2 separate regions of the Homo sapiens genome follow, and region 1 is linked to region 2. A link is a contact called in ENCODE Hi-C or POLR2A ChIA-PET data. All regions are on one chromosome and are shown on one strand. Each heading gives the region's core, a stretch centred on a gene start or an enhancer-like site at or near the end of the contact. The rest is flanking DNA. Distances are from core to core; before and after follow the strand shown.

Evidence for each region. A loop is a pair of places that touch in the nucleus more often than their neighbours do. ChIA-PET counts read pairs that join two places held with the same protein, here RNA polymerase II (POLR2A).
Region 1: a map of PC-3 shows a loop between it and region 2 (7-fold over the local background). The contact joins the promoter of LINC02889 here to the enhancer-like site in region 2. A Hi-C loop is called at or near these places in 3 of 168 maps with a recorded cell type or tissue (Caco-2, Calu3 and PC-3). POLR2A ChIA-PET finds 5 or more read pairs at or near these places in 1 of 52 experiments (MCF 10A).

What each region holds. Positions count from the first base shown.
Region 1 is chr7:17,556,846-17,560,236 of GRCh38, reverse strand. LINC02889 (long intergenic non-protein coding RNA 2889) reads left to right here and starts at 1,328. Exons shown (of 4, transcript NR_110013.1): 1 at 1,328-1,485.
Region 2 is chr7:17,598,761-17,602,435 of GRCh38, reverse strand. No RefSeq gene overlaps it. Among named protein-coding and RNA genes, the nearest start is that of LINC02889, 42 kb to the right of the region's middle. RefSeq lists an enhancer at 3,077-3,578. Within about 2 kb of position 2,040, at least 4 of the 41 ENCODE cell types and tissues checked have a DNase peak (open chromatin) inside an H3K27ac peak, as active enhancers do; they include PC-3, where a contact is called at or near this core.

The DNA of each region.
Region 1 (3,391 bases), core at 79-2,578, 41 kb after region 2:
TTAAAAATTGTATATCATACTCTTCTTTCTTGCCTCAATGTTGCTTTGATAAAATGATTTACTTGAATCTTAAACTGATTATTTACCAGCTATAGGACTTGGGAAAAATTGCTTAACTCCTATGAGACTGGGCACAATCATCTCTGAAGCAAAGACAGGGTTATCTGTGGCTTATTGTGGTTGCAGAAATTAAAGAGATAATTTTCAAAAAGCACCTAGTACAAAGTCTGGGTTAGGTAGTTCTCCAATAAACATAATTTATCCTCTCTTCCTTCCTCTTCCGTCAAACAGAATATATTCTCCAGAAGAACCTGATATAAGTGGTGTGTACATAAATGAGAATTTGTCATTTTTTAATTTCCTCGAGTATTCTGTAAGAGTAGACTTTAATAATACAGTTTTATAATACAGTAATACAGTTATAATGTTTGCCATGTGCTTTACTATGAGAGTTGTTGATTGGATGGCTTGTCTTCTTTGGTAGAATTCAGTATCAGTGAGTGGAAAGGTTATTTTTGCATGTGGTTGGTCAGGCAACAGAGAAGTCACTCCATACAAGCAGCTTTCTACTCTGCATACAAGGTAGATCCAGTGGAAGTCACGTTGAGTGATGTGTTTGTGCAAACAGCAGTTAATGACCATGTAGGATATCCCATCATCAGAGCTCTATCCCAGCTGACTCAGAGTAGGATTAATCATGAAAGCCTGGATTTAGATGTGTGTCTGAAGATACATGTGTGCTGGGAAAGAAATTAGGCTGGACTTTTATAAAAATTGTTACAAAGAAGCAACAATAATTAGAATAGAAAAAATGGCCTTCAGCCATTTAGTGTCCTGGTAGACATGAACCAACACAGCCCACTTCAGGCTGGCAGATGTGAGAGAATCTGTGGAAGGGAGGCTTGAACCGTCTTGAAAATATTTCCCAAAGCCTCTGCTGCTGGGATACTGGTCAGAAGTGCCCCAAGTCTGTTTATCTGGAGACATGGAACGCTTTATTCAAGGACCTGTGGAGAGAAGGCAGACAAGACTGTAGAGTCTGCACTCTCATCCTCTTGAGGGCACACCTTATTTACAAAAGGAGATTTAGATTACTTGATCCCATAAATCTTGGCATAGAGAAACTCAAAGCAAATATTTATTCTACAAGGATGGGTTAGCAGTGTTAAGGTACTGAAATTTACCTTGTACAACTTTAAAGAAGTTTATTGAGTTGTTAATGGAATAGCATTACCTATGATTAACTAATGTTGAGAAACTGTTGGCAGGTTCCTGGTAAATATTTAACAACACTTATGAATCAGACAACAGAAATGGAATAAAATTCCAAAAAAGCTGTAGTTTTTTCATTTGGCTTGAAGTCAGTATAGAGAAGTTATTTAAAATAAGATTTTCGTCCCACGGAATTGTCCCCTTTGTTATTGTATATCCTTCAGGTTTATGGGACAGCACTAGAGGAAAGTGACAGCCTCAGAGGACCTTCAGGTAAGCTGGCTCCATTTTGGTGACATACATATAGAGGCATAAATACCTGGTTTTTACTGAGAATACCCTGGATAATTATTAAATTGGATTTGGACTAAGGAAGAAAAGGTCTTCTTGCTTTTCATTTTCTCTCTCCACATGAATGTATGTATGTGTGTGTATGTATGTATGTTTTTATAAAAATATTTGAAACTTTGAGCTCCTGAAATCCTAGACTTGGCTTCCTTGAACATGATTGTTTTCTGTTGAAAATTCTTTTCATGCCAATTCTATCTGACTAGTTTCAACTCTTCGATAACCAGGAGTCTGTAATAGATGATGTCATAGGGGTCTAGAATATTGGCATCTGACTTCAAACAAGAGATCAAAACTAATTTCGAGACAAGTTCCAAGTGTGTTCGCTAACTGCTATAAAGAGCACTAAACATTCATGATTCATTTAACTGTGTCTACACCACATAGAATGAGTGGAGACTTGCTACTTTTCTAGTCATTTATTATCCACCTATGCTGACAGATCCCATTAATCAGACTAGTTGGTTAATTGACAGATCTCCATTTTGCTTTTTGTTTATAGATAGTTCTGGTGTATAGATGCCAAACGTGGTATTCTATCATTGTGCACGATTCTTAAGATGACTTTTGGCCAGTCTAAACACTGCCTAGGAGTTGTTTATCATGCTTGATTTACTACTCCTCCTGAAGCATGTATACTATTAATTTCTGCTTGAGAATTTCCAACAAAGCAAACATTTACACAAAGAGGGTGATTCCCTTCTGGCTGTAGGGATGGATCAAGACAGTGGTACCAAAATAGATATGACTGTGTCCAAGTTCCTGAGACTTTAATCACATTTAATCACTGTACAAGTTGTGCTGGGAGGAAGGAAGATGTGGTGTCTCTCTGTGGCTGCACAATATATCTTGTCAACTCTTCAGCGAAGCTACGTACATGGCTGCAATAAAAGGGCTACCGTGTGTGTGTGTGTGTGTGTGTGTGTGTGTGTGTGTGTGTGTTTGTATTTTTCCAACTTCATTTACCAGTTTTTAGTAGAAAGCCGTATTTTGTGTATTTAAAAACACTGAGAATTGGGCAAGGCAAAAAAAAAAAAAAAGATGTTAGGATAAAGGAAAATTTCCCACAGGAATTACCAAGAATTTATCCCACAGAGGAAGTCCTTCTCAATTGCTTCTTGCTCATGGAAATATTTTCACCTGCCTTGCCAAGGCCTTGATACTGATATCTGGAAGGTATTAAGCAATCCAGAAAGTTTATTCATCAACTTTGATTCATCTTAATAAGAGAGCTTAGAAATCAAAGTTATTTCCCTCCTTCCTGCAAAAAGTTCAGGATTTGTAATGCTAAATGGCTTGCTCCCTACTTAGAGCAAATACTTTAGTCAAATTTGATATATTGACTCATAACCCACACATTAGAGCCAAACATGTCCTGTTATGAAAAATTAAGACTCTCTCGACACACAACTTGGCTCTGAATTTGAACCCAATAAACAGTTTTTGTTTAAATGCTCCATTTGAAAAGTAAATTAAAATACATTAGAATAAGTGTTTCTGATTCTCAAAGATATCACTGGATCCAGGGCAAAAAATCCTGCACATGTTGGGCTTCCTCTCTGAAATCAATGCCCTTCCTTAGGGCTTCTGAACCAATGGATATGAATTTGAGGCTGGGGTAATGGCTGTGGTTGTTGCAAAAAAAGAAGAGAAGGGAATTGAGTCTGTCTTACAGAGGCAGATCCTGGTCTAGTATGAAGAGCATCATTGATGCTTTGAATTGAACCTGAACTCTAACACCTCAGAAACTGCCACAGTTCTAACCATTAGAACCAAAAGATAATTGCCCAGATGGATGCACTGTGCATGATCTGCAATCATAGCCTTTTGA
Region 2 (3,675 bases), core at 791-3,290:
AGGATCTACTCCTGAGGTACTTTCCACAGTCCTAGCTGTGGAGGCCCCTACCCTGCTTCAGAGCAGGTGCTGCAATCTCTGGCCCAAGAGTAAAATGCCTGTGCAGCCATGATGCTGTGTTACCGAAGAATGGCTGATTTTGTATGCACTCAGAATAAAAATGACATTCTCCTCTTGGTTCTGGCCTGGGAAAATGTCTACAGCTTTTCCCAATGTCTTTCTCTCACAGTATGTCCAAGCTTCTCCCCATTTTAGCTCCAGAGCTTAGGAGAAACAAAATGCTCTCCCTGGCCTGGGTTGCTCAGATCCTTAGGGGAAAGGTGAGTCATAGAGGGAGGCTCTCTGCCTCTCTCACATACTAGGGCTTCAGTCAATTTTATCAGCTGTACCTATATAGGGGCCATTTGCCTATATTCTCCTCCTCAGGAGGTAGTGTCCTTCATGTTTCTGGTAGATTTCCTTTTTCCTTCCTGAATTAAAGTTCACAAAGTTGATATGTGTGCACTGTCTTTCTATTTCCAAGTGGCTGAGGAATGCTAAAAGCCCCCCATCCACCAACTTGGGGAAAAAACCCCAAAGGACGAAAGCTGACTTTAACAGACTTGGATGCAATTTCTATTCCTCATTTAGCAGCAAGGTAGGAATCTCTGGACAAGAAATTATGAGCGGATTGGTAGCTCCATGTGGTGTGCTTTCTGAAGCATGAAGGAAAATTCTGCCTTAATTACACATTTCTGGCCCATTCTTTCCTCCACATTTGCTGATAGATGTCTAAAATTTCTTTAATGGCAACTTGCTGAGAAACTTTTAGGTTGAAAAATAGAGCAAGGTGTTTTAAATGCAAATATCCTCAGGGGAGGCAAAGCAATGATTTATCTTAACATATCCTGACTGGTAACTTGTGTTTTCTGGAAAACAGACTTATTGGAGTGTGGGAAAGGACTGGATGGCTGAGGTGGGAAAAACATGCTAAGAAAGGAAGCTGAGGACCTGATTTAAACTTTAGCCTCTCAATCCTGACCTGGCCTGTCATGCTGAAGAATGAGATGTTTCCTTGAGTTAGATTCAGGTGTGGCTAAGTCTCTGGTTTAAGGTGGTTCAATCACTCTATCAATGTGAGCCACGTGATCTTCGGAAAGTTACTTCTTTGTATTTGAGAACCCCCATTTGTAAAATCCGTTACTTCCAGGTTATTGTGAGGATTAAATTAATGTTTAATAAATATTAACTGCTACTGCAGGGCCCCTTTCTTAATTTAAAGCAGTCTCACTATAAGTAAGAATAAACACATTGTCTTAGGAGTGTTGTAGAAGGTGGATAATCAGGTTAACTGATTTATACATAAGTGATTGCCATTCCTTCCCTATATGCTTTCTTATTAAGGGTAGCGGTCCCCAAACTTTTGGAGAGGAGATGCTACTTTTTATTTTCCACACAGTTTGAAGTTACTAGGATGTAAATTAGAAGAGAGGTGTAGATATTGAAAAATCTCTGGGCAAGTTTAGGTGACCATGGGGTGATATGCTAATGTTGTCTCTCAGAGTGAAATTGCCCCTGAGAGATATCAGAAAGAGATAGTTTATCATCACTGGGAATTCTATCAAGCTGTGGAAAGGAGGCTAATCCTAAAAAAAAAGGTGGTCTAAGATTATTTTCATTTTTGAGTAAACTATAGCCAAGTGAACTGACTTGAATGAAAATCCCACAGATGAACTCTAAATCAAGGGTTCTTTTGATGACTTTATTCGGCCTTTCCCACACACTTCAGAAGTGAGCTGTGCTGCAAAAGTGCCAAAACCCAAAGAATATTGTAGAAGTCCATGTGGGACCTCTTAGTGGTAGAGCTGACCTCTCATGTAGGGTAGGGATGACCTTGTAAATAGTTTAGAAATACAATGTTTACATTACATCAGTATTTTCATAGGCCCTACCTACTTTGCGGCCAATTTTATGCTCTGGAGACACATACTACTTCCTGCCAGCTACCTAAACAGCCTTGAAGCAATGGGCATAATGACTCATGGTCATGTAACATTCTTTTCAGACACATATCAGCATATTTGTTATTACATTACTGCCCAAACACCCACAGAATCCCGGGAGGTAAAATAGGATTAGTGTTGAAGAATTTAGTCCCACCCATTTCTCTTTTATTCAAATCAAACTTTTGAAATGATCACTGTTGAGGGTTCATTTTTGCTTCTAATAAGGGATATGGTAAAGATGTGTGATCAGGCTGGTCTCAGTCTTTGGAGTCAAGCCATATTCTGGAACTATATTATTTGGAAACCACACCTAAATCATAGCAAGGAAGTCATCCGATATGAACCACATGATCCAACTTGCTGGTGTGAAGGTGCTGGCATTACATAGCACAGCACAGAATGGGAAACAAGAAGATATCCTATAAACTGTCCATTAGCTATTCAACATAGATAAGTGGTTTGCTTACAGCTGAAGCTGGTAATTTATGTCGAATAAAATGGTCAGATTCACCTGTCTCAGCCATAAATCTCGTGCCATACATCCTGGCTAATGACCAGATTCTTCTGCGTGATTTCCTAAACCGACCTGTAGATAGCATAAAGTACACGTAATATTTACAGTGCATATTGGATTAAGGGAGCAGCTATTTTATGCCAACAACAGGGCCACAAAGTACTAACACACACTGAGAGTCCATTACATGGGCATTGATTAATTTCACTGAATTTTTTTAAGTGCTAAAAGTGTTTTAGTAGTCCCTGAAATATTTATTCTCTTGCTTTTCAGAGCAATAGGGTTATTCATTTATTCGTTCATTTGCTAAATGAATGAATTAATGATTATGTATTAAAATATCTAATCTGAGCACTCACTCTAATCCTTACTTAGCTGAGTGAACTTTGGCAGTTAACCTTTCTGCTTCACTTTCCTCATATGTAAATAGGAAAATAATTGTGTTTATCTCCTGAGGTTGTTGTCATGATTAAATGAATAAATACATATGAAGTGCTTAGAATAGCTCTAAACATGACAATAAAATTTATTTTTTTTTTGTATTGGAGACACAATGATTATATTGCTGCCTACCAAATTACCCTAAAACTTAGTGGCTTAAAACATCACTTCTTTACTATCTCATAGTATCCATGGGCCATAAATCTGAGCATGGCTTACTTGGGACCACTATTTCACAGGTTAAAATTAAGGGGTCCACTGGGCTTAACTGAGGAAAAATCTGCCTCCAAACTCACATACATAATTGTTGGCAGGATTTACTTTGTTGATGGCTGTTGGGCAGTGATTGCCCTCAATTATTTGCCATTTGCATCCTTTCAACTTGGCAGCTTGCTTTGTCAAAGCATGCAACTTGAGAAGCTAATAGAGTCAGCTAGCAAGACACAACTCACAGTCTTTTACAACCTAATTATGGAAATGATATTCCATCACTTTTGACATATTTATTTCAGGTGAGTCACTAGGTCCAGCCCATGCTCAAATGGAGAGTATGATACAAGAGTATGAATACCAGGATTTGTGGATCACTGGGAGCCATGTGAAAAGCTGCCTATCATGATGGTGAACAACATAAACATGAAGATTATGTTTGTTAGGGGAGACAGATATAAAATACAAATACAATATCCATTACAAATTTTGATAAATACTATGGATTAGAAATATAATGTTTGA